Linked DNA regions of Homo sapiens: region 2 is linked to region 1. A link is an interaction called in ENCODE POLR2A ChIA-PET data of the cell type or tissue named here. Cell type or tissue: MCF 10A. All regions are shown on one strand. Links, peaks and the distances in the headings refer to the core of each region. The heading gives the core; the rest is flanking DNA.

Evidence for each region. Peaks named below come from ENCODE experiments on the same cell type or tissue, not always from the same donor. Only the 100,000 strongest peaks of a DNase experiment are listed, where the experiment ranks them.
Region 2: POLR2A ChIA-PET joins it to region 1 with 10 read pairs; 5 of 35 experiments call an interaction of 5 or more read pairs at or near these places.

What each region holds. Positions count from the first base shown.
Region 1 is chr4:168,652,467-168,661,574 of GRCh38, forward strand. All of the region lies in intron 2 of PALLD (palladin, cytoskeletal associated protein), which reads left to right. All of the region lies in intron 2 of LOC124900808 (a long non-coding RNA gene), which reads right to left. Among named protein-coding and RNA genes, the nearest start is that of PALLD-AS1, 8.4 kb to the left of the region's middle. In MCF 10A, for the core only: no CTCF peak of the experiment used is centred there; DNase peaks (open chromatin) are centred at 1,945, 2,245 and 3,985.
Region 2 is chr4:168,599,615-168,608,722 of GRCh38, forward strand. All of the region lies in intron 2 of PALLD (palladin, cytoskeletal associated protein), which reads left to right. All of the region lies in intron 1 of LOC124900807 (a long non-coding RNA gene), which reads right to left. Among named protein-coding and RNA genes, the nearest start is that of PALLD-AS1, 44 kb to the right of the region's middle. In MCF 10A, for the core only: no CTCF peak of the experiment used is centred there; DNase peaks (open chromatin) are centred at 1,347, 1,757, 5,137 and 5,977.

The DNA of each region.
Region 1 (9,108 bases), core at 539-8,538:
TTTTTATTTTTTATATGTTTTTAATTATACTTTAAGTTCTAGGGTACATGTGCACAACGTGCAGGTTAACACAAACATTTTAAAGTTAGAGGTTCTACGTCAATGAAATAAGGCTAAAACATGAACCTTGGGAAGAAACATTGGAAACTTTAGTACAAAGGAAGTTACGAATGAATATGATTAAGTTTAGAAAGCTTTCCTAGGAGAGGAAATGTGAGATGTTGATTCAGGTTTTCGTTCAAAGAATGAAAGCATTATTTAAAATATATTTTGTGATGCAAACAGGGAAACATCATAGTATTTTTGTGTGTGTGTGCTGAATCTAAGCTCCATTTTACAGCTAGTGTGTCCCCAATAAACCATCCTAATTAGAAAGCCCCTGGAAATCTCCAGCATTATCTTAATTAAATTAGCCTAATCTAATAAATGCATCATAATTAAGAGGACTGTGCCATTCTTTAGTGTTCAGCACACCAGGCATTAGATGATTTGTCCCACTTTCAGCCGTCAGTTGTCATGCTTGCTAAAAGAAAAGAAAAATGATAGCACCAGTCATCGTAGTCCCTCAAGGAATCATCCATCTAGTTCTTGAATTTTCTTTACAACACCTCTGTCAATTATTTCTTCCTCTTCAGAGCATCTAGTGACAGGGAACTCACTAAGCCATTTTGATCTATTTCATCTTTGAACATATGGAATAATTTTAGCCATAAGAAACCTCAGGGAATTTTTTTTAATTCCTTCAACATAGACCTAACATAGTACCCAGACAACTATTTTTACGTCCAATTTCAAACAACCTGGAAAAACAGCGGATCAGTGGAACACTAAAGGCTATAGGGAGACTATGATCATTCTTGCCCAAAGGAATTGCAAAAAGGCAGGTGTGTAAATAGTATTTACATATAGGATGGACCTCTCCACCTTTTTCTAGTACAGATTAATTTTTAATTTTCCCAACATCTATAAATTGCCAGAATGGTAAGGTAGTGGGGAAACACTTTCTCACAATGTACACAGACTTGAAAGCTGTTGACCTGTCCTCCTTATGACAGACAGTTCTTGGCAACCCCAAGGAGAGATATGGCTGAGGCAGAAATCACATTATCTAGCTCTTCGGCTATACACATATTGGGCTCTGATAATTAGAACATTGATCCACAAGACAACCTTTGAGTATGCTGTTCTTTTCCTTCACAGCAAACACGTATAGTCATTATCGTTTGCTTGTTTGTTTGTTTGTTTCTTTCTTTCTTTCTTTTTTGAGACAGAGTCTCATCTGGAGACTCCCAGGCTGGAGTGCAGCTCACTGCAACCTCTGCCTCCCGGGTTCACGCCATTCTCCTGCCTCAGCCTTCTGAGTAGCTGGGACTACAGGCACCCGCCACCATGCCCAGCTAATTTTTCGTATTTTTAGTAGAGACAGGGTTTCACCATGTTAGCCAGGATGGTCTCGATCTCCTGACCTCATGATCCGCCCACCTCGACCTCCCAAAGTGCTGAGATTACAGGCATGAGATCAGTTATTTTTTTTTTAAGACACAGAGTCTCACTGTGTTGCCCAGGCTGGCTTCAAACTCCTGGGCTCAAGCAATCCTTCAACCTCAGCCTTCTAAGTAGCTGGGACTACACATGGCTCATCAGTGATAATTTTAAACACAAAAATACACATTTTTATTTGCTTATGCAAACAAAGGAACGATTATAATTTCCTGCAACTAGTAAATATCATATGCTAAATCCTTTTTTTCTAATTCCACCTCTTCCCCACCACACCATGTAATAGCTTTAGAGTTGTTTTTTTTGGGGAGGAGGGAAGGGGTGTTATGTGTATTTTTTTGTCTTTTGCCAAGTCTCTAAGTGCCTCTGAAGCCAATTTTTAAAAGTTGTGCATTGTGAGATCACAGTTGCTTTAGGGCATACAGGATATAAGCACAAAATGATGGACTGTAGCCAGGTAGTGAGGCTCTAATTGTGTCAGAAAGAAGAACATTTTCATCATGACATAACGAAAACTGTATTTTTCAAAGAAAAAGATCTAAATCTGTATCAAGTGATAACATTAGTTTTCCTACTTTTAAAAACAAAATCTAGTCTATTATTAATAGAATGAAATGTCAGCCTTAGGCAATTTGCTGTGAAAAACCAACTGAAATGAAACATGGCATTTTATTCGTTATTCAAATGGCCAAATAAAACAAGGTGTAATTAGTCCTGACTTCCTGTTCTTGCTCACACACCTGAGGCCCCTCCCCGCTCTGCTGCAGCTCTGCATAACCAGGCTCTCAGGGGAAGCAGTGGAGGCAGCCTTCTTGGACAACAGCTCACTTGTCTACACAGTCAAAAGTATGTATTTGATCAAAATGGTTGGGAGGAGGACAGGTGTTACTTAGAGAATTACCTGTGTAACTAGAACAAGAAAAGGAGGCAGCATTTGCAGAATGTTTGCAAATCTTTCAGGAACTTGATTCAAGGAGTGTGTCAGATGTTAAATCCAGGCATATATGTATATGGCTACTTGTGTGTGTGTGTGTGTGTGTAATAGTGTAATTTCACTTTTTTAAAAAATGAAGACATTCACAATTTTAGCCAGAATAGTTGGTGCAAGGTCCATAAGTGCTACCTGCTAAGAATATAATTCCTTCTACCTCTAATGTTTCATTATCAAATTAAAAGAGTTCTCTCCTCAGTGGATACTTCATTTATCATAGCTCTCCTTGGAAAGCTGACCTCTAAACATGAACTTCTAGAAGGAACACAGAATAAGAACAAGGGAAAAGCATTCGGGAAGGAGGGTGGCTTTGAAAGGAGTTAGCTGGGAAAACCCTTGAAAAAGAAAGTGAATCCATTTCTGTACATACAATTATTGACTGACGGGGCAGTTTACAGTTTTAAGTTCGTGTGCACTCATGCCCTGTTTGAGATGCCTGTTTTGTGGTTCCTCAGAGACCACACTAGCCACATTTGAACACCATTAGATTAGACTAGAGCCAGGACTCTGCAAAGGGAGGCTCTTCCTCAGCCTCTGACAGAATCACCACCAAATCTGGCTGTCCTCCTTGCCCTGAGCAATTGAACTTGGCTCTGTGGAGGGAGCCTCAACCAACTGAAGCATCATTTGGAGAACAGATGAAAAATAAAGAAGCGAAGCCTTTTGAATTCTAAAGTTTTAGCTTTTTCCAAAAGTAAGGCATTTTCCTCTCATTCTCAATCTCTTCTTCCATTCAGTTTTCTCCTCCCATATTCTTAGTCGTGATTACATAGATTAAGGCAAGGAACTGGGGGTTTCACTAATGAACTCGGGGAAATTTTGAGGGACATCTCCTGTCCTTTGACTTTGGGGAAAGTTCTTCCATTGCTAAGGAAAAAAGTTGTATTGGATGTAATTGTTTGTTAAATGCAAAGAACTAACTGCTGGGCATTCTAGGAGTCCGTACATGAACTGTTTTACGTGGGTTTCTGCAATTCCATAGAGTCGAAGACACCAATAGGAGCTGTGGCCCCTTTGCCTAGTTTGACTTTAGTCCTTTGGAGTTTCATAATTCTGAGGGGATCATTGTATTTCAGTGGACAGGTTCCAAATGCACAGAAGACTGACAGCATTGTCTGATAAAGCATCTCCCATTTTATCCCATTTGGAATGTAATCCAAGTTACAACAATAGCTAATAATTACCTGCTGTAATTGTAGCAACAGAATAGCTGAATGTGCACCTCTAGCTGATTTATGTATGCAATTTCTCATTCTCAGCTCTCTATAATCCATTCTCCACCCCCCCACCCCCCACCCCCAACGCTTTGGAGCCTTGAAAGCATTCAATACAAATTTTCACAATGTAGGTAACTTTGAAGTGTGGCTTGTCAGGTCATGCTGACTTATTTTTGTACTTGCATAGGGAATTGGTGAGGATGAATCTATTTTTTTAGCTAACAAGTGTAACTTGAGAATTTGTGAATGAGTGACAGATGGGGTGGGAACCTTTTTTTCCTTCACGTATTGTGAAATGTACTCCTGTCTACTCATGGGAATGAGTCACATTTGCAAAAAGCCATAATATTCATTAGTGCCAAAACGACATTTTTTAGTTGCTCTTGCAATGAGCTGTAAGTAGGACAACTGCCCATCCTAGTTTACCCGAAACAGTTATTATTTATTCCTATAATTATCAATGGTTACCTATTTATTTCATCCTCAGAAATGTCCCGGCTTGGGCAATATATGTTTACCCTGCATATCCAGATTGTGGGGGGAAATCCAGTATTTTCATGTGCCATGCCCAAATGGCAGCTTATTTAAAAAAACAGAAAATTCTTGGAATTAACGGTCAAGGATACGTGAGAGATTAGAAATCAACATTTCACATTAATTCCTGTGTAAGAAAATTATACGTAAACATAGACTGTTAAAACAGGCATAGCAAATATGTTTCAACTCAGGGGCCAACACTAATTGGTTGGTAGTGGCTGCCCCTAGCATCACTGGAGAAGGACTCTGAAACCGAGTTGGGGATCAATGGGATATAGGGCTTGCCGTATTACTGATGTCTGCCATAAGCTCTGGAAAAGCTAGTTGTAAAATGTATGCTAGGTATTAAATGTCACCACCATAGAGCCAGATGAGGTTTTAGTGATAATCCAACCCAGTGTTTTCAAAATGTGTTCCCAGAACACTGATCCTTCAACATGATTCACAGAACACATGTTCCATGGTCCAGTAAGATTGAGAATGATGCCTGCCATATTTCTCTCTCAGAAATTCAGTGTATATTGGCACAGAGCTCTAAAAAGTTCTGTTTAACTTTCTGACAGATGTTTAACTTTGTTTAACCCAGTGCTTGGTAAACCTATTTGGCCACAGAAACCTTTTCAATGTTATCTGTCAACTTGCTACAGAACTAGTTTCTTGGTACACATTTGAGGAAACTCTAGTCTTAGCCCATTCCTTGCATTTCACGAATAAGGAAACTATAACCCCAAATGAGAGACTGACTGGACCACAGTCAACTTAGTTGATCTATGGACCAGGCAAAACTGGAACTCAGTGATATAAGAGTTAAGAAGAAATTATTTAGGCAGATAGTGAGGGTATAGGAGTCCTTGGTAAGGTTTTCCTTTTAATGAAAAGCAGCCCCAAAATTATACTAACGAGCAGCCTGTAAAATTGAGCTGCAGACACAGACAAGCAAGCGGGAAGCTTGCATGGGTGAATGCCAGCAGTTGTGCCAATAGGAACAGGCACCTGAGACTAGGCATGTTCAAAATGGCAGCTCCACCTTCCCTTTTCTTTGCCAGCCACATGTACAGTAAGGAGCAGATGACATGGGCTAGCCAAGTGGAAAGCCCATTTGCATAATAAGATTAGGGTGGGGTGGCCAGCCTTCCCAAAACGTCACACCTGGTCCAACCAATCTGTGGGCCCTACGTAAATCGGACACCACCACCTCAAACCTGCCTATAAAATCCAGTGCACTCCCATTCGGGAGCCCCTCTGTCTCAAAAAAAGAGAGAGAGCTGTTCTCCTTTATCTTTCTTTCGCCTATTAAACCTTTGCTTCTAAACCCACTCCTTGTGTGTGTCCATGTCCTTCATCTTTTTGGTGCAAAACAACGACGAACCCCAGGTATTTACCCCAGACAATGAGGCTGCTTCATCAGAACTGCTGACTCCAAGTCCTAGGTCCTTTCCACTGCATCAACAATGAGGAAAATATTAGAAGCAATCTAAGATTTTAATAGCTTCTGGCAGCACAGATATTTAGTAGATTTCACTTATCTATTTTTATAGGTTTTGGTTTTTTGTTGGTGGTGGGTTTTTATTTGGTTTTTTTTTTTTTTTTTGTGATGAGATCTTGCTTTGTCACTCAGGCTAGAGTGCAGTGGCACAATCATAGCTCACTGCTGCCTCGAATTCCTGGGCTCAAGTGATCCTCCCACCTCAGCCTCCTGAGTACCTGGGACTACTGACACGTGCCACCATGCCCAGTTAGTTTTCAAATTTTTTTTGTAGAGACAGGGTCTTGTCATCTTGCCCAGACTGGTCTCTAACTCCTGGGCTGAAGTGATCCTTCCACCTTGGCCTCCTAAAGTGCTGGGATTATAGGCGTGAGCCACCATGCCCAGCCTGTATTTGTTTTTAAAAGATGGTAAATAAATATCTGTATATTCCTAGTGTCAGACACTAAGCTACCTCTCATGGTCAAAAAGAAAAAAAAAAGGCAAGATAAAATCATTTTTGTAGTTGAGTTTTATCTGGGCTGGTCCATCCTTCTATTTTATCCTTTTTCCTTAGGAGATAAAGTGGTTATTTGAGGAAAGACTTGCTAGACATGAATCTGGTTTTGGTTCAAATTCTATTTTATTATTTCCTGGGCTTTGAATTTCAAAAAGCCAATCTATTTATTGGTCTCTTTGGGGCCATAAGGTTAAAGTACATCTGTTGTCCACACAAATTTAGCTATTGGCCTTCGAGCTAAGCAGTCATGAAATTATAGCCATAGTAAATTTAGACAACGATTAATTTCACTTCGGTCTGCCTATAAGTCCACATGACAGAATAAACATAGTGTGTCATGTGGTTAATGTGAACACATGTAAAAAATTAAGAAATCTTTGGTGACCAGACAAAAAATACTCCATAAAAATTAATTAGTGTTTCATTGTGGATGTATGAAATGCAATACTTATAGATGGCCTGACTTGGAGCTTAGGCAGCAACAAAACTTATCTTGGGCATCACTTTCAAATTTCGTTTTGGTGGTTCTCCAGTTCGTGGCAGACCACTGCCATTCCTTTGAGGAAAAGGAACACCTGGAAAATATAACCATTGCTGAAGCACTTATCTCTCTGGGGTTTTTTCCTACCCTTTATTTTCATTATTATACCATTACAGAAACTGGTTGCTTCAGTTTTCTTCAAGTATGGACTTCATGAAGCCATGTGGTTGCATGTGCTTTGGGAGGAGGAGGCAGCTGGGGGCTAAATTTGCCATCCTGAAATCACCCGTGACATCCCTTTGAAGATACATTTTGTCAGGAAGCACAAATCAGTGAAGTTGTGAGGAAGAAATGGAGAGACATCTTTCAACATAACCTTGTTTCCCCTTGAGCATAAAGGAATTGATTTAAAGGAGAAAATAAAGACTCAACAGTTTTTAAAGGCTTTTATTTAATAAGCACCTGATTGTTTCCATTAACTGGCTTTTAACATTTACCATTTTGCTTAGCAAAGTTGGAGAACATTAGCCAAGATTCACTGATGAAACTTTATAAGCGTTATAAGTCAGATTTGTTTCATTTTAAAAGCCACATGTTTAAAATACAGTGCACAGAGAATTTTCATGATACGTAGTTGTGGTTCAATAAAATAAAGATAGCCAAAAGAAACTGTCACTCATAAAATCTATATTTCCTGCTAAGTGTTAGTATTAAAATAGATACTGCTAGTCAACTTGTAAGCCAAGCAATGCCATATGTGATTTTTTAACATAAGCTATTTGTAGTCTATACTAGAAAGTGTATCTTAGACTTTGCAGTGATTTGTTGGTTCCTTTCATTAATCATGAATTTATTATCATAAAAATCAACACCCATGACCCTATCTTGGAGAATCGGAGTGTTCTGAGCATTCCCAGATGTGTACTGCAGCTCCAGTATACAGTTCAGAGCCCCACTGCCAGTTGCCAGGATCACAAGAGAAAGATATTAGTAGACCACGTCAGGGAGGTGAATTTTTAAATGTTCTTACACCACCCAAGAATGGAAGTGACTGGTGGTTTTCAAGGACAGCCATTTGGTCTGAAGCAGCTGCAGCCCCTTGATTTTAATTATCCTCCTGACCCTTTGATCCCTAACCAAAAAGGCCCTAGGACTGTGGACAGATGCAGCCACTCTCCTTTAACAACTGGACTCAGACCAAGTCAGCAGTCACATTTAACCTCACCTTGAAATGTAGAAAGTGAACAATTACATATTGAACATTTTCATGTAAAACATCTTCTTGAATTTCAATCCAGCCACATCCTGCTAGTGCGATAATGTGATCCTTGAATTTTTGGCACCATCTAATTTTTAAGCTGGAATGTTTGGAAAATCCTTACGGGGAGGGAGGAATCATTATGCAACAACAACAATACACACACACACACACATATGTATGTGTACGTATACATATTTATAAAAAACAATTTCAAAATCCCAGCACAGAATAGTATAAAGAAATATGCCATCTTACAGAACTATAATGTTACAATCCTTTTTCCTTTTATGTACTATAATCCTTTATGAACAAGGAAAATTCAATACTGGAGAATATTATCTCCTCTCCAACAAATTGACTTCAACTTGAGTATTATATCCAAAGAAACTTAATCTGTAAGTATGAAGCTATACCCAACTTTGAAAGATTTTTGAAGCAGTACAAGTTTCTTTCTTCTTCCTCTTTTTTTTTTTTCCTTTTTTTTGAGACAGAGTCTCGCTCTGTCACCCAGGCTGGAGTGCAGTGGCACGATCTTGACTCACTGCAACCTTCACCTCCCGGGTTCACGCCATTCTCCTGCCTCAGCCTCCTGAGTAGCTGGGACTACAGGCATGCACCACCATGCCCGGCTAATTTTTGTATTTTTAGTAGAGACGGGGTTTCACCATGCTGGCCAGGCTGGTCTTGCTTGAACTCCTGACCTTGTGATCTGCCCGCCTCGGCCTCCCAAAGTGCTGGGATTACAGGCTTGAGCCACCATGCCTGGTGCAATACAGGTTTCTATGTGATGGAAAAATCTAAGCTCATTAGGTAAAATATAGTCATTGTATTTCCTTATGTCTACAATTGGATTTTCTTCTCCGTTAGCCCCTGCTACTAGTCTCATGAACTAAGAAACCTGGCTTAGCTGACATCTATGCTTCCAGTCGATTCCTGCATTGCGGTTGAAGTGAAAAAAGCCCCTTGATGAATGAATGAATAATTGATTGATGAATGAATGAATGAATGAGTATGACTAGATCTTCTAATCCTTTTACATTTTATTTCCAATTAGTACAAGGTAATTTTCATACGCTGTTTATGGTCTTGAAATCTGACAGCCAGTCCCAACTGGTTTATTCTTATATTAGCAACTT
Region 2 (9,108 bases), core at 475-8,474, 53 kb before region 1:
AGTTAGCCAGGCATGGTGACACACACCTGTAGTCCTAGCTACTGGAGGCTGAGGCAGGAGGATCATTTGAGGCCATGAGTTCAAGGTTGTAGTACACTGTGACTGCATCAGTGAATAGCCATTGCACTCCTGACTGGGCAACATAGCCAGAACCTGTGTCTATAGAAATTTTTAAAATAAAATAAAAAGAATAAGTTAAATCTTTCTATGTATGTAACCATGAAATTTATCCAAGTTGTATTTCAATTTGAAAAAGTAGTTTAAAACAGTGCATGTGTGTGTATATCACACACACACACATATATATACACATGCACTGTTTTAGACTTTTTCAAATATGTGTGTATTGTATACACACACATATATACATACATGTGTATACACACACGTATATACATACATGTGTGTACACACACATACATACATGTGTATACACACATATATACATACATGTGTATACACACACATATATACATGCATGTGTATGCACACATATATATACATACATGTGTATACACACATATATACATATACACTATATAAACTGTGTTTGTGTGTGTATACATATATAAACGGTGTGCGTGTGTGTGTATTAATAGTTTGGCCACAATTTAGTTTACATATTATATTTATACAGATTTTTCAACAGTTACATGTTCTACCATTCCTAGTGGCTATTTTTGGGGATTAGACTAAAAGGACAGAGGACTTCTACTTATAAAAATTTGTCTATTTTTACTCTATTCCTCTCCCCCTTTTAAGCAAAATGTTTTACTTTCATAATAAAAAATTATAGCTGCTGCTCAAATCAATTTCTATGACTTCTCATGCTTAAATTACTTTCCCTCTTTAAACTCATCTTTTTAAAGCAATAAATAAATGAAAATATTTGAGAACCCCTGCTTGCAAATCATATATACCATTTTTAGCTTTTAGGTGAGGTCTTGTTTTTTATTCCTCTATTTTAATCACAATCTGTGACCAGAACTTTAGGAAAAACATGAACCCAGAATTTCTCAGGATTTCTTAAATAATGCCTTAACATAATTAAATATAATGATGATTGAGTAATCAGAACCATTTTAGTATATTTTGTTCAAAAATCAGAATAGTTTTATATTGGGGGGCAGCATCATGATTAAAGAGAGGATGCAAAGAAAGTCTAGACTGCAAGCAGTTACCAACAGGGCACAAGAGACTAAAAGACTTCTAGTCATCTCAGGAGAGAATGATGGGAGTACTCTAGAATACTTGCAAGAGTGTCTTCCTTAAAAAGAAAAAGGTAACTCCTAAAGACGGCTGTGATATCTATGGTGCAATGTCAACTTTGCCTGGGGAGAGAGGGGAACGTCCAGGCTTGCCAGTGAGCTGTCTTTAGCATAATATTCTAAATGATGCAAGGATATTAAGAAATCAATGATTTATTGCTATTTCCTTGTGTCTCAGTGTTTTTTCTTCTGCAAGTTTGGATTTGCCTTAGGCTCTTCTTTAAAAAAAAAAATCTTAGCTAGTTGTAACATAGGTCCAAAATTCCTAGCTTTTTAAGAAATTTGTTAATTCAGTAAAAAAATCTATCTATAGGCACATTAGATTGCACATAGAGGGAAAGAGGCATCTCTCACATCCCGGGAGACTGAATGCCTTGTTTTAGAGAACAGCTTGTGCACAAATGGCCCCCAGGTGAATAAGACTCATTATGGTCATTTTGGTCACCTTTGGTCCAGAAGACCTCAAGGCATTAGCTCAATTTGTATGTCATCAGAAAGCAATGATTCATAAACTTCAATGCGTAGAATGCCATGAATAGCCTGTTAGAGAGAACCACCCTCCACCACTACCACCGTCACCACCAGCCACACACAATCCTGATTCAGGACCACATTGACAAACCTGCCTTAGGACTTTGGGCTTACTCTAGAGAAAATTCACATGCACAAAGCCAAATCAAACTCCATTCCTCTCTCTGAATAGATCCAACCCTCCGCTTCCTGATCTGTATTAAAAAAAAGAATAAAAATAAGTTGTCTGATAATCTAACATGCCCAGGTTAGCTTAAATAACAGAAGTTGAATGCAAGGACACAGGAGATATCAAAGAAAGCAAAATCTCAGCAATTGCACAGCTTGATTTGGAGAAATGGGAATTCATTCCTTGCTGGAAAAGAATATTTCAGGGGCTCCAGGGGCCAAGGGTAGCTCTTCGAGATCCAAAAGCACGAGTTTATTAATGAGCTCATGACCCCTCATCTCTACTTTTCTATCCCTTCAGTATTTCCTCCTACCTCTTATCTACCTTCCCTCTATTTGGTGTTTCATGGCATAACTTCTGCCTTCTAAGGGCCAACTTCCAGAGCCTCTCTACTTTCTAACCACTCAATCTAACCAAGACAGGAGGGGATAATGGGGCCGGGCAACCACCATCCAGCATAGAGCACTCTTGTGACTCCGGTGAGTCTGCAGATATTAATGTTTGAGTCAGACAGTTGGTCTGGCCAGTCAGGGCAAGAGTGCAGGGTCACAAGGTCCAAAGCATGGCAACTAAGCGTCAAAAACCCTTCAGGGTGAGATTTGGAAATGGACAGATATCTGTCAAAAGAGAGTTATGTACTCGCCAGGCAGGCACTTTGGAGACCACTTATTCACCCAGCCATTCCACCATTTGTTGAATGCCTACTAAGGGTTAAACACTAGAAACAAACACTGATTGAGACATAGACTCTGAATTCCAGGACTTCGAGTACAGGGATATGGTTAACAGGTAAATCAACAAATATCACCCAGTGTGACAACTGCCAAAAGAGAAATGTGTTCAGATCTAGGGAACCCAGAGAAGCAGGGAATACAAAAGACTCCATACGTGAACTCTGAGCAAAGTTCCATTAATTAGATGAAGCCATGCAGAAATATTGCCAGGTATGAAGGCACAGTGGGATTTGCCCGTGTTCAGCAGGCTGAACTCTAGCTCTGTTGCTCAGCGTATGATAAGTTTGGCTTTGCTCTACTCATTTCCAGACTCCATTTTAGCCATTTCAGATGTTATAAGGAAAACTAAAATATAAATTACCTTAAAAGTAAGGGACTGTTAGTATCCACAGAACTGCAGAAAAACATGGTTCCTGGAGGGCGGCTTTGGAAAGAAACATACCAACTTGAATATATACAGAGAGAAAAAGACAAGGTCTCACTCTGTCACTCAGGCTGGAGTGCAGTGGCATGATCATGGCTCACTGCAGCCTCGACCTCCCAGGCTCAAGCAATCCTCCCACCTCAGCCTCCTGAGTAGGTGGGACTGCAGCAGGCACCACCATGCCCAGCTAATTAAAAAAAAAAAAATTGCAGAGAAAAGGTCTTGCTTTGTTGCCCAGTATGGTCTTAAACCCCTGAGCTCAAGCGAGCCTCCCACCTTGGCCTCCCAAAGTGCTGGGATTATAATGTGAGCCATCATACCTGGCCCTGAATGTATTAAAACTATGCAGTGATACCCCAGTCATGGATTAACCACTCTAAATATAAATTGTTTCTATCAAATACATATTTATCTCTAATTTAAGGACTGGCAATGGAGAATTTTTTAAAGATCCTAAGCAACCCATTGCCATCAAAACTTCCAGTGTTTATCAACATTTTAATAGACCACTTAAATATTCTTGATCTAAGTTATAATTAAAAGTATCTCAGGATTTATTTTTCTGAGAAAACATACAGCAGTTTTTTGTTCATCTAAAAATCTTTATATTGTAAACTTTATATCATAAAGTACTTTAAGACTGTTGATATGCTCCTTAGTAGACTTGCAGAAGAGTAATCAAATGTTATACAGATGAAAATGTGTCCAGTTAATTATGAATGTATAATTTTATCAATGACATTTTATTACCATTTAATAACTTCAGGAAAGACCTATTTTTCAAAATTCAGAAAAGTACAGCTTGTTCTATGTTAGGCACAGCTGCTTAAATGTGTTCATTATGTTTTGTTGGGGATGTTTCTTGTTATTTTCATAGTAGCCCTCAGGCTACAATGCATTTTTGCAAGGTGGTAGGGATAGGTGTCATTCTCTTCGTTAAAAATGAGGCAAGTAAGGTTCAAAAAAATTAAGCGTTGTGCCCAATGTTACACAGCTGGTAAAATTTGAACTCGTGTATTCTTTCCATATTTCCCAAAAGGTTCACAGGATGCAAAAAGGTTCCATAGTAAAAGTGGTTTGGAAAATTTTGGATGAAACAAAAATTAAACAGTTCTTTTTAAAAAATTGCAGACATCTCAGTGAATGGATATACACAAATGTGCTTCATCAATCTCCAAGTAGAAAGATAGTCTGCAGCATTTCCCAAACATACTTGAGTATAAATCCCTTTTATATCCAGAAATATCTCATGGTATTAATCGTGAAACATAATCTGGAAAAAACTATTCTACATTATTAGGCTTCTTCTCGTGTAGTAATTGAAAATAACTCTGAAAACTCTCCCTTAGGAAAGTAATTCATGAGAGCTGCAGTGAGAAACAAGAAGGGAAAGAAAATAAACAGGCCTGACAAATTCTGTAGAAGCTGAGAGGTTAGACAGTAACATCAGTAGTGTTATACAAACCAAGAAGGACAAAAAGACACTTGAAATTCATTACAAGCCAAATTTTCCTCTGGATCAAGGACAGCTATAGGGGCCAAGAGTAAACCAGATATCCATTATCTTTATGTTTCTCAGTTCTGCTTTAAGAAAGAAATGTACCTAACCAAAGGAAATGTCTCAATTTATCTATGAAACACACAACACCCAGAAAAATCTCATAAAATCTCATACATGGAACACGTAACATGGCCAGTTTAACAATCGGCCAAACAATCTGCAAAAATGATATAACAGTGCCTGAATTTGAACATCTCTAGACATAACAAATAGAGCATAGTTACATTACCAGACTAACAACGCTTGATTAAGGCATACAGAGAATTTGGAAGACACAAAGAGCATATGTCTATAAAGCTTAAGTTTGTTATGTTGCAATATGAATATTAATAGTGCATGGGATTTAATAGCAAGAAAGTTACATAAAGTGCATGTCTCTGAGAATTCCTGCTGTCAGTGACTGGAAAGGATCCCACTGGGGAAATGCTCGCTACCTAACAATGCCACTGGTGGTGACTCATCCAAAATTCCGACACAGACCTAATGAGCTTCTGAGAGAATGCCTGGCAGACTCAGTCCTATTCAGTGTGTTAAATAGAGGGTAAGAAACAAAGTTCTCAACTGATAGAGTTTTCTGTAAAGCTCTATTGTTTCTGCGAGTTAAGATATACTATTACATTGGTCAAAGGATATTTGATCTTCCAGCTACCACTTTGGTTAACTGGAGAAAGGAAAAACGCCACAAAGCAAGTTTGCTTTTTTGTTTTGTGTTTGTCGAAGTCTTTGTACTCTGATACCTTCTTTGGAATATCAAATATAAACTGCCCCTCTGGTGCAGAGTGTGATCAAGGGGGTAATTAACTGAGCTCCAAATGTGATGTTTCTGGTGGTCACTTCAAGTCATTCTAACCAATTAATCAATCTCCTGGTGCTCTGACTTGGATCCTATGTTTTCAGCCCCTGGAGCAGTGGTTCTCAAGCCTGGCTGCCCATTAAATTCATTTGGGGGATTAAAAAAAAAAATACCGATGCCTAGACCCCACCCTGGACCAACTAGATAGAATCTCTAGGGATAGAACTTCTGTATTTGTGAAAAGTTTTCTAGGTGATTCTAAATAAAGTCAAAAGCCTCCAAAAACTGCTGTTATGTTCATGTCCAGCTACTGAGTATCTAGTCTCCAATGAGTGATCCAAAAATCTCAAAGAATTAAGCATGAAAAAAATGCCCCCACCAATGACTGCCATACAGCTGGCTGTTTGGGACCAGCACATAAGACATTAGAAGACAGGCCCATGTTGAAGCAAGGAAATGTGAGGACTGTGATCAATGTTGGTCAGCAGGATCCAGGGAATGACTCACAGACTGGGCAGGGGAGCCTGGACTGAACGTGGGCTCTGCAGAGCTGTCTGGACACACTGGGCTTGGTGCATCTGCGGACCAGCGGCTAGCATGTTTGTTCTACCCAGTCTCTGTAGCTGCTACCACCCATGCTATCACCTCTACCAGTAGTCCCCAAAAATAAATAGACATAAAATGGTTTTCTTCTCACAAAAATTTGTAAGTAGTGTAAAAGATATTATATATTGAAGGAATTCTTGCCACCAGAAGAATTCACTGCTTGTATTTTGGTTTGCAGACTTGGGCTACGCCAATGTCAATATAGATTTTTATCCTTTTTTTTAAGAGTTTGCCCAATTTTTTTTTAGGGCAAATTTCTAGAAATCTCTTTTTTTCATTAAAGGGCATCTATATTTTAAATTTCTACAATCATTGCTAAAGTACCTTCTGTAAGGCTTGTATTAACTTATATTCCTATAAGTAGTCCTCTTTCTCTGTGTCCTTGCCTGTAAAGTGAATTAGAAGTTGTTTTAATCTTTACTAGTATGGGAGGCAAAAACAGAAACTTATGGTTGTTTTAGTTTGTGTCTCTTTGATTATCAGGGAAGTTGAGCATCCTTACGTGTGATTTTTGGACACTTTATTGTTGTTGTTGTTGTTACTTTCCTCTTTGTGCCTGTAATTTATTTTAGTGCCAGTGGTGGCTGCTGCTTTCAGACCCTCGCCACCCAGGACAACAGCTCAGCTATGCCCTACTTGCCCCGCGTCAGCTGGAGTTGAAGCAGTGCCCTTCACTTAAGATTAAGCTTCCTGGCCAGGCGTGGTGGCTCAGGCCTGTAATCCCAGCACTTTGGGAGGCCGAGGAGGGTGGATCACGAGGTCAGGAGATCGAGACCATCCTGGCTAACACGGTGAAACCCCGTCTCTACTAAAAATACAAAAAATTAGCTGGGCATGGTAACGGTCACCTGTAATCCCAGCTACTCGGGAGGCTGAGGCAGGAGAATGGCTTGAACCTGGGAGGCGGAGCTTGCAGTGAGCCCACTGCACTCCAGCCTGGGGGACAGAGCGAGACTCCGTCTCAAAAAAAAAAAAAAAAAAAAAGATCAAGCTTTCTCAGAGTCAGTTTCCTCATATAAACTACATGTTCTCGAAAAAGACAAGAGCTTGGTGGCTGAACACCCCAGCAGTCTAGTGTCCCCTTTGAATCCCTACTGCCATCATCTTCAGAGCCTGGGGTGGGAACACCCATGAATACACTGAGGGCCAGCAAAACCCACATGGCCCCTAGGCCTTCCTGAGATCAGAGGAGCCATCTTGAGGCACAAGCTGAGATTTTCTCTTGCTCATAACATTGAGTTCCAAAATTTAAGATGTAAACAAGATGCAAGATAGGCCGGCCATTTTTCTTTAAGATGAGGGAGAAAGGTAAAATCATATTTTGTATGTGTTTCACTAACCTATGCTAAGAACCTAAGATACAAAAGGCACGGGGGCTGGGAGATGGGGATGGGAGTTGACAGGGGAACATTATATATAGGTGCTTGCAAGGAAGTTGAGAAAAGGTATGATATGAATGGTACAAAGGAGGGAGTGAAAGGAAGAAGAGACAGTGCAGATGATAAGTCATATCTGCGGAAATAAATTTAGAATGATAATGAAAGCAGATTCCCTCCCTCATATTCTTTGGAGCATCTGCCTGTCTCCCCTTTCATTCCCACCACACTTAATGTAGTTTATTAAAAAACAAACAATGACAGAGGGAACTGGGAAGTACAAAACACACAGTGACCGGAGGTGTAACTGATTGATTACTGTTCTGACTCATGTAATTTTGTCGACTCATGTAATTTTGGCACTCGGTGTGAGCTTTTTTTCTGTAAGAATTGAATAATCAACTACAGCGGACCCTTGTATTCCAGGCTTTGATAGTTATATATCCATAATACTTATAACAGATAATATTTATTGAGAGCCAGACACTGTTCTGAGTGCTTTACCTGTGTTATTGGCACTTTTGATTATTTCAACAAACTTGATCTCCATTTAACAATTGAGGAAAGAGAAAGTTGAAGTAATTTGTTGGAGACCACAGAACTAAGGTAATTTGATAGCCAAGTAGTTGAGGCTGTCATGCTGTTATTCTGTTCCTCTATAATGCTAATTATTTGTGAGTGTTTTCTGGAAAAAAAAAAATTGGCTGCAAGGAAAAGAAAATCCACCTGAGCTAGCATAAGCAAAAATAAAAGAGTATTATTAGGGTAAGAGAAATGAAAGACAGGGTTCAGAAACCAGGCCTCAGAAACAAATGGTAACAAGGCACTCTACACTGTTGGGATTCTGCCCTCTGCCTCCCTGTCTTTGCTGCCAATCTTACTCTGTTCCTGCAGTCCAAGGGGCTGGAAATATGGCTACCAGCTGCTCACAAGTTTGCATTTTATAGGTCCCACCACTTAAAGAGCTGGCTCTTGTTCAGTAGGTCCCGTTTTTACAATTCCAAAGAAGAGACCTTGGTTGGTCCACCTGTTTAGTTAAACAATCGCTGTGGCTGTAGAGCAGGGTCGCATTGGGAGCAGCGCTGGCAACCTATAAATATGTGGTGCAGAAAGAGAGATGCTTGAGCAGATAAATAGGAGCCCATTCCTGTGAGTAACTCCATGCTTTATAACTAAAGTGGTCTGCCGTTTCTCAGAGGCATGAATCTGAAGCCTGCTCATAGCAAGCCCTGCCAATGAGCTCATCCAATGAGCCCCCCATTTGCATCTCAAGACGGTTTTAGTCTCCTTTTAAATGATAAAATTTTCAGGACATATTATAGTGTTGGTCTTCATGAGACTGAGACTTCATGACCTACATCAGTATGACATCACTTCCCAAAGAAACATGAATCCATATCCAAAATTCTTGCAATACATAATGTAAGCGTTCATTGAAGTTTCTTGAAGCGGCTAGAAGAGGAATTACTACATCATGTAACATGTATCAAGACCTCTTTAGAAAGCCTCATTAGATATTTCTCTTCTTCCTCCCCACAAACTGTCTTTTCTCTTAATCCATCTCTGATATCCAGGGCTGTTTGTTGTTATTGCTGCTGCTGTTGTTGTTGCTGCTGCTATTTTGGTTTTTCATTTGTTTGGATTTT